Linked DNA regions of Homo sapiens: region 2 is linked to region 1. A link is a contact called in ENCODE Hi-C or POLR2A ChIA-PET data. All regions are on one chromosome and are shown on one strand. The core of a region is the stretch at or near the end of the contact, and the rest is flanking DNA. Distances in the headings are between cores, read along the strand shown.

Evidence for each region. Hi-C counts contacts between places; a loop is a spot of excess contacts on that map. ChIA-PET counts read pairs that join two places held with the same protein, here RNA polymerase II (POLR2A). Pooled maps may share reads with other maps.
Region 2: a pooled map shows a loop between it and region 1 (2.6-fold over the local background). The contact joins two enhancer-like sites. A Hi-C loop is called at or near these places in 6 of 50 pooled maps. POLR2A ChIA-PET finds 5 or more read pairs at or near these places in 5 of 52 experiments (Panc1, WTC11, activated CD8-positive, alpha-beta memory T cell and 1 more).

Annotation. Positions count from the first base shown.
Region 1 is chr15:90,066,852-90,073,203 of GRCh38, forward strand. It overlaps ZNF710 (zinc finger protein 710), which reads left to right. Exons shown (of 5, transcript NM_198526.4): 2 at 259-1,744; 3 at 6,220-6,352. The coding sequence starts at 287. Among named protein-coding and RNA genes, the nearest start is that of ZNF710-AS1, 12 kb to the right of the region's middle. Within about 2 kb of position 4,605, at least 11 of the 41 ENCODE cell types and tissues checked have a DNase peak (open chromatin) inside an H3K27ac peak, as active enhancers do.
Region 2 is chr15:90,145,543-90,152,013 of GRCh38, forward strand. No RefSeq gene overlaps it. Among named protein-coding and RNA genes, the nearest start is that of IDH2, 46 kb to the left of the region's middle. RefSeq lists an enhancer at 3,647-3,856. Within about 2 kb of position 3,674, at least 5 of the 41 ENCODE cell types and tissues checked have a DNase peak (open chromatin) inside an H3K27ac peak, as active enhancers do.

The DNA.
Region 1 (6,352 bases), core at 3,355-5,854:
CAGATGGGAAGACTGAGGCCAGCAAGGGGGCAGAGCTTACCCCAGGATCTCCCAGGGAGATGGAGGAGATGGTCAGATACACAGCAGGAATCACTGCTCCCTATAATAACAAGTGTGCCCTGTTCCCAAGGCCAGGAGTAGAAAAGACATCAGAGCCAGACACACCCAAAATCAGCCAAGCCCTTGTCTGTGCTGTGTCTGTTGTCTGTCTGTGCAGGAGTGAGCCAGCAATATTAACCTTCCCTTCTCCACCCACAGCGATGCCCTCCTAGCTAGCCGTCACGGGATGGAGGGCTTCATGGACTCAGGGACACAGACGGACGCCGTGGTGGTGCTGTCCTTGGCTCAGGCCGCCGTGCTTGGCCTGGTCTCCGAAAATGAGCTCTTTGGAGCTACCATAAGCGCCGAGGCCTTCTACCCGGACCTGGGGCCCGAGCTTTCAGGGGCAGCCATGGGAGAGCCCGAGCCACCAGGCCCCGACGTCTACCAGCTGGCCTGCAACGGGAGGGCCTTGGAGGAGCCGGCGGAGGAGGAGGTGCTGGAGGTGGAGGCAGCCTGTGAGAAGCACACCCGGCGGAAGACGCGGCCACCTGTGCGGTTGGTGCCCAAGGTCAAGTTCGAGAAGGTGGAGGAGGAGGAACAGGAGGTCTATGAGGTTTCTGTGCCAGGTGACGACAAGGACGCAGGGCCAGCAGAAGCCCCCGCCGAGGCGGCCAGTGGCGGCTGCGACGCCCTGGTGCAGAGCAGCGCCGTCAAGATGATCGACCTCAGCGCCTTCAGCCGCAAGCCCCGGACGCTCCGGCATCTGCCCCGAACCCCGAGGCCGGAGCTGAACGTGGCCCCATATGACCCTCACTTCCCGGCCCCGGCCCGGGATGGCTTCCCCGAGCCCAGCATGGCGCTGCCTGGGCCAGAGGCCTTGCCCACAGAGTGTGGGTTCGAGCCACCCCACCTGGCCCCCCTGAGTGACCCCGAGGCCCCCAGCATGGAGTCCCCGGAGCCTGTCAAGCCGGAACAGGGCTTCGTGTGGCAGGAGGCCAGTGAGTTCGAGGCTGACACGGCGGGTTCGACCGTGGAACGCCACAAGAAGGCCCAGCTGGATCGGCTGGACATCAACGTGCAGATTGACGACTCCTATCTGGTGGAGGCGGGCGACCGCCAGAAGCGCTGGCAGTGCCGCATGTGCGAGAAGTCCTACACGTCCAAGTACAACCTGGTGACGCACATCCTGGGCCACAACGGCATCAAGCCACACTCGTGCCCACACTGCAGCAAGCTCTTCAAGCAGCCCAGCCACCTGCAGACGCACCTGCTGACGCACCAGGGCACCCGGCCCCACAAGTGCCAGGTATGCCACAAGGCCTTCACGCAGACCAGCCACCTCAAGCGCCACATGCTGCTGCACTCGGAGGTCAAGCCCTACAGCTGCCACTTCTGCGGCCGCGGCTTCGCCTACCCCAGCGAGCTCAAGGCCCACGAAGTGAAGCATGAGAGTGGCCGCTGCCATGTCTGCGTCGAGTGCGGCCTGGACTTCTCCACCCTGACCCAGCTCAAGCGCCACCTGGCCTCCCACCAGGGCCCCACCCTCTACCAGTGCCTCGAGTGTGACAAGTCCTTCCACTACCGCAGCCAGTTGCAGAACCACATGCTCAAGCACCAGAACGTGCGACCCTTCGTGTGCACTGAATGCGGCATGGAGTTCAGCCAGATTCACCACCTCAAGCAGCACTCCCTCACCCACAAGGTAAGGCCGTTCCCAGGGCCTGGGCATCTGCCTGCCCCTCCTGCCACTTTTTCATCCAGTACTTTCCAAAGTCCCAGATGGGACCATTTAGGTGGTCTCCTAGTTTTATCGTTACGTACTTATTTTGATGAGTATTAGAAATCAATTAGTATTAGAAACTAATTGAAATTAGTTTTTTAAGTAGTAAAGCTTTATGCATTCAAAAACATGTATTTGGCCAGGCACAATGGCTCATGCCTGTAATCCCAGCGCTTTGGGAGGCCAAGGCAGGCAGATTGCTTGAGTCCTGGGGTTTGAGACCAGCCTGGGCAAAATAATGAGACCCCATCGCTACAAAAAAATTTAAACATGGCTAGGCGTGATGGCTCATGCCTGTAATCCCAGCACTTTGCGAGGCCAAGGCGGGCAGATCACCTGAGGTCAGGAGTTCAAGACCAGCCTTGCCAATGTGGTGAAACCCTGTCTCTACTAAAAATACAAAAATTAGCTGGGTGTGGTGGTGGATGCCTGTAATCCCAGCTACTTGGGAGGCTGAGGCAAGAGAATTGCTTCAACCCGGGAGGCAGAGGTTGCAGTCAGCCGAGACCACACCATTGCACTCCAGCCTGGGCAACAGGAGCAAAACTCCATCTCAAAAAAAAAAAAAAAAAAAAAATTTAAACATTAGCCGGGTGTGGTGGCATACACCTATAGTCCCAGCTACTTGGAAGGCTAAGGTGGGAGGAACACCTGAGCCTGAGAGGCTGAGGTTGCAGTGAGCTGAAATCACGATACTGCACTTCAGCCTGGGCAACCAGACTGAGACCCTGTCTCCAAAAAAAAAAAATCATTTTTATAACCCCTGCAAGACCCAAGGAACACAGTTTGAGGATCACTGAAGTATCTTACCCTCCCTATTTTCTAGATGGGAGGACAGAGGCCAGAGAGAGGCCAGGATGCAACAGGGAGGCGTCCTGGCTCAGTGGTCAGAAGTACAGAGGGTGTCCTTTGTTCCTTGTCATTACAAAAGCAAATCAAAACCTGTGACTTCCCTTTAAGAACAGGCTAAATATATTTAATTTTCAAAGCAGAGAAGATGTAAGGAAAAATATTTGTTATGGAAAAGTACAGGTAGTTCTAGAATATGGCTAAACTAGGCACAGTGGCTCGGGAAGGCAGAAATTGAGCAGCACTTTCTAATCTACCATGTCCCTAAACCCAGCCTTGACCCGTACTCCCCTGCCCTCCATTCCCCGCCTTCAGCCACCAGCCTCCCCGCTTTTCAGCCAATATCACCTCCTCTGAGAGGCCCTCATATCCGGGTAGGTGGAATGAGGCCCCTTGGGTCCCACAATCCCACTCTGGTACTTGGCTGCCCCATGGTTTCCACCGAAATCCCACCAACTTTACCCTTCAAAGCTGAATGTACATAGAGCTTCCTCTCCCCATAACGGTGGCCTATGAGTGATACTCCAGGTCAAACTTGTGACCCTGTCTCTCACGGTAGACACTATAGGGAGTTGGGGAGCTGTTAATACCCTGCCAGGCCTAGAAACCAGCAATTTGTAGGTTTCATTGCAGAGGCTCCTGCAGTCAACTGCTAGTAGCTGCCTAAAATGTAATGTCAAGAAAGAGTCTAGCCAGGCATGGTGCTGCACACCTGTAGTCCCAGTTACTCAGGAGGCTGAGGTGGGAAGTTTGCTTGAACCCAGGAGTTTGAGGCTATGATTGCTCCTATTAATAGCCACTGCACTCTAGCCTGGGCAACATAGCAAGACATTTTTTTTTTTTTAAGAAAAAAAAAAAGGAAGAATTCTGGGCTGGATGCAATGGCTAACAGTAATCCCAACACTTTGGGAGGCTGAGGCAGGAGAATCACTTGAGCCCAGGAGTTTGAGACCAGCCTGGCTAACATAGTGAAACCCTGGCTCTACTAAAAATATTTTTTAAAAATAGCTGAGTGTGGTGGTGTGCACCTGTAGTCCCAGCTTGAACCCAGGAGGCAGAGATTCCAGTGAGCCGAGATCACACCACTGTGCTCCAGCCCAGGTGACAGAGCAAGACTCTATCTCAAAAAAAAGAAAAAAATCAAAAAATTAGCCAGGCATGGTGGCACACACCTGTGGTCCAGCTACACATGAGACTGAAGCAGGAGGATTGCTTGAGCCCAGGAGGTCAAGGCTGCAGTGAGCTGTGATTGCGCCACTGCACTCCAGTCTGGGCAACAGAGCAAGACTCTGTCTCCAAAAAGAGAAAAGGATTCTGAAACTGAATCTAGGCTTGGCAATAAAACCCTATGATGGATTGTTAATGTCTGCAAGGAGTGATTGTGCAGGGTGACAGCATATATGCTATATATTTGCCATCTTTCTCCTCTACTGGGGGACTTAAAAATCCCAAGTCCAGGGCCTGGCACAGTGGCTCACGCCTGTAATCCCAGCACTTTAGGAGGCCGAGGCGGGCAGATCACAAGGTCAGGAGTTCGAGGCCAACCTGGCCAACATGGTGAAGCCCCGTCTCTACTAAAAATACAAAAATTAGTTGGGCGTGGTGGTGGGCGCCTGTAGTCCCAGCTACTCGGGAGGCTGAGGCAGGAGAATTGCTTGAACCCGGGAGGCAGAGGTTGCAGTGAGCCAAGACCGTGCCGCTGTACTCTAGCCTGGGCAACAAAAGCAAGACTCTGTCTTAAAAAAAAAAAAAAAATCCCAAGTCCACAGAGTGTTAATACTGTGAAGAAAAGCTGAAAGCAAAAACCAAAGGCTAATAAAACTGGAAATGTCCCTATTATCAGCCTAAATTTGTACAATGTGCACATCATGTGTTTATAAAAGAAACTCCTGAATGGCAGGGCCCCCTGGTGGTCATACACATCTGCGATGTGTCAGGAGGGGGTATACAGCACAAGACACAGTCCCTGCTGCTAAGAGACATAGACACGGGAACCATTAAGTTATAATACAAAGTTTTTATACCAAACAAGCAGTTAAGACAGCAGCTGTGACCACAGACACATGTCCCACTGGGTTCCTACTAAATTACTAACTCATCAAAAAGAAAACAGCTCCCAACTTAAAAAAAATTTCTTTTATTTATTTATTTTTACTCTTTTTTTTTTTTTTTTTGAGACGGAGGCTTACTCTGTCACCCAAGCTGGAGTGCAGTGGTGTGATCTCAGCTCACTGCAACCTCCGCCTCCTGGGTTTAAGCAATTCTACTGCCTCAGCCTCCTGAGTAGCTGGGATTACAGGCGCATACCACGCTCAGCTAATTATTGTATTTTTAGTAGAGATAGGGTTTCACCATGTTGGCCAGCCTGGTCTCGAACTCCTGACCTTGTGATCTGCCCACCTTAGCCTCCCAAAGTGCTGGGATTACAGGCATGAGCCACCGTGCCCGGCCTTTTTCAAATTTTAGAGATAGGGTCTTGCTATGTTGTCCACACTAGTCTTGAGTTCCTGGCCTCAGGTGATCCTCTTGCCTCAGCCTCCCAAAATGCTGGGATTACAGGTGTGAGCCACCGTGCCCAGCCCAGCTCCCAGCTTTTATCCTAATTTTCCTCCATGGATAATAAATTGGACCCCTTTGCACACAACACCCTGTCCTGCTCTGGGAGTGACCTCCAAACCGTAGAAAAGAAAGTTCACAGTCCAAACCAGTGGGTTTTCTCCTGGAATCCATGTCTCCTGGGGGTGAATAGCCCAAAGTCCATCAATGATAAGAATCATCTGGGGGCCCTGTTGAGAATAAAAATTCCTGGGCCCATCCCAGGCCCCATGAATTAGACCCTCCAGGGAGCGGCCTGCAAGGCTGTATGTTGGATGAGAACTACAGGTGGCTGTTATCACCAGGGAAATTAGGAAAACACTTTCAAGAGATGAGTGGATAGGCTCTGGGAGTTTGAGACCCTTCGAAATTCTACATAGACCTAAGTGCCATTTTTGGGGGGGTGTCCATAGCTTCAATCATATTATCAAAAGGGTCTGAACCAAAAAGGCCACCAAGAGACAGCATGGAGGATAAAAACACATACACGTGTCCTTGATCTGATGAAATAGTCCACAGACAGCGGGCAGACCCTGTGTCTTCTTGGCGACAGACCCCTGCCGCCTAGTGTGGTACTGGCTTGGAGCAGGTGCCCGGTAAATGGTTGTTGAATGAATGAATGAATGAGCACACATTTGCCTTAGTGCACTAGTACAGACCTTATGTACACATCCACCCTGGGGGCAGGAGACAGCAGGTATCTGGATCGTTACAGTAAAGCACAGCCTATTTCTATTACTGAAAGGCTTCCTGGAGTAAGTGGCTCTGCCCCCACATTCTTCGGTGGTTTTAAACAAGTGTTACCTATTTTGGAATACCCTCAAAAAGAGACATTTCCCAGAAAGTGTGCCTTTGTGATGCTATGGCCCTGCCCCTACCCGGCTCCCCACAAAGGGTCACTGCCAGAGGCTGTGCCCATTGTGTGGCCCTGACCATCACCCCCCACCCCACAGGGCGTGAAGGAGTTCAAGTGCGAGGTGTGTGGCCGGGAGTTCACCCTACAGGCGAACATGAAGCGGCACATGCTGATCCACACCAGCGTCCGGCCCTACCAGTGCCACATCTGCTTCAAGACCTTTGTACAGA
Region 2 (6,471 bases), core at 2,424-4,923, 78 kb after region 1:
CAGAAGAGCAGGGCCTAAGGAGAAAACCCGAGAGTGACGATGGCAAAGAGTGATCACAACACCCCAGGTGGGTGGACTCCGGGGGAACGCAGAGGTACTCGGGCCCAGAGCTGGTGGGAGAGGGGAGGTGATGGGAAACTGGACACCCAGAAAGTCCCACCAGCATGGAAATCCACTGGGGGGCTCAGCACCCCTGGAGAGGCACTGGGAGTTGGGAGGATCAAAGGAAAGACAGGGCTCTCACTGCCGGTGAATAGGACAAGCTGGGAAGGAAACAGACAATGCTTTCCAGGTTGGATTGCCAAGGCAGAGAGGCAAGAGAGGGGATGGAGAGAAGTCTTCAAAACTGCCATTCAAGGCCAGGCACAGTGGCTCTCCACCTGTAATCCCAACACTTTGGGAAGTTGAGGCAGGAGGATCGCTTGAGCCTAGGAGTTTGCGACCAGCCTGGGCAACATAGCAAGACCCCGTCTCTAAAAAAGTAGAAAACTTAGCAGGACATGGTGGTGTATGCCTATAGTCAGAGCTATTCAGAAGGCTGAGGTGAGAGGACTGTGTGAGCCCAGAACATCTAGGCTGCAGTGAGCTGACATCACACCACTACACTCATTCAGCCTGGACGACAAAGTGAGACCCTGTCACAAAAAAAGAAAAAAAAAAAAAACAGGCCAGGCATGGTTGCTCATGCTCATAATCCTAGCACTTTGGGAGTTTAAGGCAGGCAGATTGCCTGAGTTCAGTAGTTTGAGACCAGCCTGGCCAACATGGTGAAACCCGGTCTCTACTAAAAATACAAAAATTAGCCAGGCATGGTGGGGAGCACCTGTAATCCCAGCTACTCAGGAGGCTGAGGCATGAGAATCACTTGAACCTGGGAGGCGGAGGTTGCAGTGAGCTGAGATCGCACCACCGCACTCCAGCCTGGGTGAAAGAACTAGACTCCATTTCAAAACAAAACAAAAACCAAAAAACTGCTCTTCAATAAGCCCTTACCACGTGTCAGGCACTGAACACTGACAGCAGCTAACAATTACACTGACTTACTCCACACCAGGCTTGTTCTAAGCAGCTGCTGTCCAATAAACACATAATGCAAGCCACATAGGTAGTTTTGTTGTTGTTGTTAATGTTTGTTTTTGGGTTTTTTTTGAGATGGAGTTTCACTCTTGTTGCCCAGGCTGGAGTGCAATAGTGTGATCTTGGCTCACCGCAACCTCCGCCTCCCGGGTTCAAGTGACTCTCCTGCCTCAGCCTCCCGAGTAGCTGGGATTACAGGCATGTGCCACCATGCCCGGCTAATTTTGTATTTTTAGTGGAGATGGGGTTTCTCCATGTTGGTCAGGCTGGTCTCAAACTCCAGACCTCAGGTGATCCGCCCGCCTCGGCCTCCCAAAGTGCTAGGATTACAGGCGTGAGCCACTGCGCCTGGCCTAGTAGTTGTTTTTTAATTTATTAATTTACTTTTCACCATGGCAGAAAAGAGCGTAGTTTTAAAAACTCTAGTAGCTGCATTTTTAAAAGTAAAAACAAAAAACCCACTGGTGAAATTAATTGTAATAATATATTCTATTTAGACTGAGTGTGGTGGCTCACTCCTGTCCTCCCAGCAGTTTGGGAGGCTGAGGCAGGCAGATCACTTGAGGTCAGAAGTTCAAGACCAGCCTGGCCAATATGGGGAAAGCCCGTCTCTACCAAAAATACAAAAATTAGCCAGGCGTGATGGCATACGCCTGTAATCCCAGCTACTCAGGAGGCTGAGGCAGAAGAACCGGTTGAAGCCTGGAGGTGGAGGTTGCAGTGAGCCGAGATGGTGCCACTACACTCCAGCCTGGAGGTGGAGGTTGCAGTGAGCCGAGATGGTGCCACTACACTCCAGCCTGGGCAACAGAGTGAGACTCCATCTCAAAAACAAACAAACAAATAATATATTCTATGTATTACAATATATTCTATGTAACCCAATATAATCAATAATTAGGGAGTTATTTTACTTTTTTTTGAGACAGGGTCTCACTCTGTTGCCTAGACTGGAGTGTGGCACGATCACAACTCACTACATCCTTGACCTCCCCTAGGCTCAGGTGATCCTTCCACCTCAGCCTCCCGAGTAGTTGGGACTATAGGCGCGTACCACCAGGCCCTGATAATGTTTTGTATTTTTTGTAAAGATGGGGTTTCACGATGTTGCCCAGGCTGGTCTCAAACTCCTGGACTCAAACAATCCACCCACCTCAGCCTCCCAAAGTGCTGGGATTACAGGTATGAGCTATTGCACCTGGCCTTTTTTGTATGAAGTCTTCAAAATCCGATGTGAATTTATGCATACATCACATTTCAGGGTTTTTTTGTTTGTTTTGTTTTTTTGAGACAGGGTCTCACTCTGTCACCCTGGCTGGAGTGCAGTGGCACAATCATGGCTCACTGCAGCTTTGACCTTCTAAACTCAAGCAGTCCTCCTTCCTCAGCCTCCCGAGTAGCTGAGACTACAGGCACATGCCACCACACCAGGCTAATTTTTAAATTTTTTTTTTTTTTTTTGTAGAGACAGGGTCTCACCATGTTGTCCAGGCTGGTCACAAACTCCTGGGCTCAAGCGATCCTCCCGCCTCAGCTTCTCAAACTGTTGGGATTACAGGTGTGAGCCACTGTGCCTGGCCTCCCGACTCAGCCTCCCAAAGTGTTGGGATTACAGGCGCGAGCACCACGCAGGGTACATCTCAGTTTAGACAAACCACGTTTTCTTTTTGTTTTACTTTTTCTTTTTTTTTTTTGAGATGGAGTCTCGCATTGTTACGATCTCAGCTCACTGCAACCTCCGCCTCCCAGGTTCAAGCAATTCTCCTTGCCTCAGCCTCCCAAGTAGCTGGGATAGACAAGCCACATTTCAAGTGCTCAGTAGGTACTGTGGCTGATGGCTACACTATTAGATGCAGCTGTCTAAGTGCTTTAGCTGTGTTAGTCCTCACAACTGTGCTTTTGTTATCCTCATTTTACAGATGAGAAAATTTACACAGAAAGTGCTTCAGCACTTTGCCCATTGCTACCCAGAAAGAAAAGGGCTGAGCTGGAATCTGAGCCACCAAGGTCAGCCAACTGAGGGTCCACAGTCTGGTGTCCTAACAACTGTGCTATGCTGTCAGCTTCACAAATCTCATCTCCCATAGGAGGTCATCAAAAAGCTGCTTGCAGCTGGGTGCAGTGGCTCACACCTGTAATCCCGGCACTTTGGGAGGCCGAGGCAGGCAGACCACTTGAGGTCAGGAGTTCAAGACCAGCCTGGCCAACATGGTGAAACCCCATCTCTACTAAAAATACAAAAATTAGCCAGGTGTGGTGGTGCGTGCCTGTAGTCTCAGCTACTTGGGAGGCTGAAGCAGGAGAATCTGCTTGAACCCTGGAGGCGGAGGTTGCAGCAAGCCAAGATTGCGCCACTGCACTCCAGCCTGGGTGACAGAGCAAGACTCTATCTCAAAAAGAAAGAAAGAAAGAAAGAGAGAGAGAGGAAGGAAGGAAGGAAGGAGGGAAGAAAGAAAGAAAGAAAACAATAATCCAATATATAGGCAAGAGCCCTTACTTCTCTACTACTTACAGTCTAGTGTTCAGAGAATGTAGGAGTGAGCCCAGAGAGCTTCCCAAGCCTACCATGTCGTCACTGCCTACAAGAGTCCCTGAAGATGGCCACACAAAACCCTGGGGCTTACTCATACATGTTCACAGTTTCATTTTCTTATCATATTGGTCAGTTTCATCTACACTGGAACGTGGTTCCACCTATCTTTCTGTTCTCTGATAAGCTTCAGCTCAAGGGGAAACATTTCTGGGGCCACAGGTTCTGTTGCCTGCCTCTGCAAAGAGCACATTACGCAAAGCAGATGTTCTGTGCCCAATTCAGTCTCTGCTATCAGAAAAGCTGTGTTCAGAGCCACATGGAGCCTGCAGCCTCCTGCTTTGCGGGAATGTTTGTGTAAAGGTTCCTGGCTTTCTCTTTGTTTACATCTGACTGTTTACCTTTCAGTCCCATCTCGTCTTCTGCTCAGTGAACAGTTTTTGCACTGGCAGGAGCCAGGTCGAACAGTTCCATAAACTGCTTTTTTATGGTTCTCAGTAGAGCAGAGGTTTGAAATTAGAGAACCTGAATGTTGGCTCAAGGAGGACACAAACTCCCTGAATTAGTGTCCAAATCTATGTGTGTGTGTGTGTGTGTGTGTGTGTGTTTGTGTCTTTCTAGGGGGTGGTTCCTTATTCTCATTGGATTTCCAAAGGGGTCTGGAACCCACAACAGGGTCAGAACACCTGGGTATATGGTGGGCCCCAAGGGGCCACCAAATGGAACGTTCTGCCGTCTGCTCTTTGGAATATTCTTCTGGCCAAGAGCCACCACTTCCCTGACTCCGGCCTTTCTCTTCCCCACTGTCACCAACAGGGGATATAGGCTTTCTATTGGGCACCACTCCTCACTGAGAACTGCTCTCAGGGCTTTCTGAGCCTGTTGGTGTGACTGCGGTGGTGGCAGCTTGCAGGAGAGACACCTCACTCTTTGCTTTGTGGGATCCTCTGCTTGGTCCCTGACTCACAGACTGAAGCTCAAATTCTAGCCACGCACCAAAAAGTGACCGACAGCCGGGCGCGGTGGCTCGTGCCTATAATCCCAGCACTTTGGGAGGCCGAGGCGGGCGTTTCACCATGTTGGCCAGGCTGGTCCCAAACTCCTGACCATTGCATTTGTTTGCAATGTAATTTGCAAACAAATTTGGTAGGCTGCCATAACAAAAGTTCCACAGACTGGGTGGCTTAAACCGTAGACATTTAGCTTCTTACAATTCTAGAGTCCAGAAGTTCACAATCAAGGTGTCTGCAGAGCTGATTTATTCTGAGGTGTCTCTCTTTGGCTTGCAGATGGCCATTTTCTCCTTGTGTCCTCACATTTTTCCCTCTTGCATGTCTGTGTCCTAATCTTCTCTTCCCTTTTATTTTTTTGAGGCAGAGTTTTGCTCTTGTTGCCCAGGCTGGAGTGTAATGGCGTGATCTCGGCGCACTGCAACCTCTGCCTCCCGGGTTCAAGCGATTCTCCTCCCTTAGTCTCCCAAGTAGCTGGGATTACAGGCATGCACCACTACACCCGGCTAATTTTGAATTTTTAATAGAGACGGGGTTTCACCAGGTGGTCAGTCTGGTCTCAACTCCTGATCTCAAGTGATCCGCCCGCCTCAGCCTCCCAAAGTCCTGGGATTACAGGCATGAGCCACCGTGCCTGGCCCTGCCTAATCTTCTCTTCTTATAAGGACAGCCATCCTACTGGATTAGGGCCCACCCTAAGGACCTCATTTTAACTTAATTACCTCTTTAAAGACTTTACCTACAAATACATATGAAGCTAGAACTTCTTGGTGAACATAATTCAGTCCATACCACTATCTTACACTTCTGTGATTACAAAAGCAACATATGCTCCCTGTAGAAAATATGGGAACATCAGAAATGGAAAAACTAAGACAAGAATCTCTGCAAAAATCTTGTTTTTTTGTTTTTATTTATATTTATTTATTTTGATTATTTTTGTTTTGAGACAAGACCTACTCTGCCACCCAGACTGGAGTGCAGTGGCACAGTCACAGCTCATGGAAGCCTTAAGCTCCTGGGCTCAGACAATTCTTTGGCCTCAGCCTCCAAGTACCTGGACTACAGGTGTGCACCACCATGCACCATGCCTAGCTAATTTTTAAAATTTTTTTGTAGAGACAGAGTCTCACTATGTTTCCCAGGCTGGTCTTGAGCTCCTGAGCTCAAGCAAGCCTCACACCTCGGCCTCCCAATGTGCTGGGATTACAAGCATGAGCCACCGCACCTGGCCCTGTTTTTTTTTTTTTTTTTAAGTGTATAAAGTAAAAGTGAAAATATACCCTTCATTCCTCATTTCTACCTTCTTCCCCAAAGAACACTGCTGTGATAGTGAGGGACCTTTTTTGGGTTTGTCCAAACTGCTTCCAGTAACATCCTTGCCCTCCAGCTACACCTGTTCCTGCTGGTGCTCTGGAGAACAGGCCCCTTGTGCCGGGGTTGCTGGTGGATCAAATCTTTGGGCACAGTCACAGGGATTCTGCAGAAGTGGAATTGTTTTGTCAAAGGGTATACAAAATGTTCATAATTAGAGCTCAGATTTAAAAGAATTTTTTTTTTTTTTTTTTTGAGACAGAGTCTCACCGCGCCCGGCCTAAAAGGAAATTTTAAAAGAAGGCATGTAAAGATACAGGAGACCTGGCCAGGCACGGTGGCTCATGTCTGTAATCCCAGCACTTTGGGAGGCTGAGGGGGGTGGATCACAAGGTCAGGAGTTTGAGACCAACCTGGCCAAAATGGCAAAACCCCATCTCTACTAAAAATACAAAAATTAGCCGGGCGTGGTGGTGGACACCTGTAATCCCAGCTACTCCAGAGGCTGAGGCAGGAGAAGCGCTTGAACCCAGGAGGCGG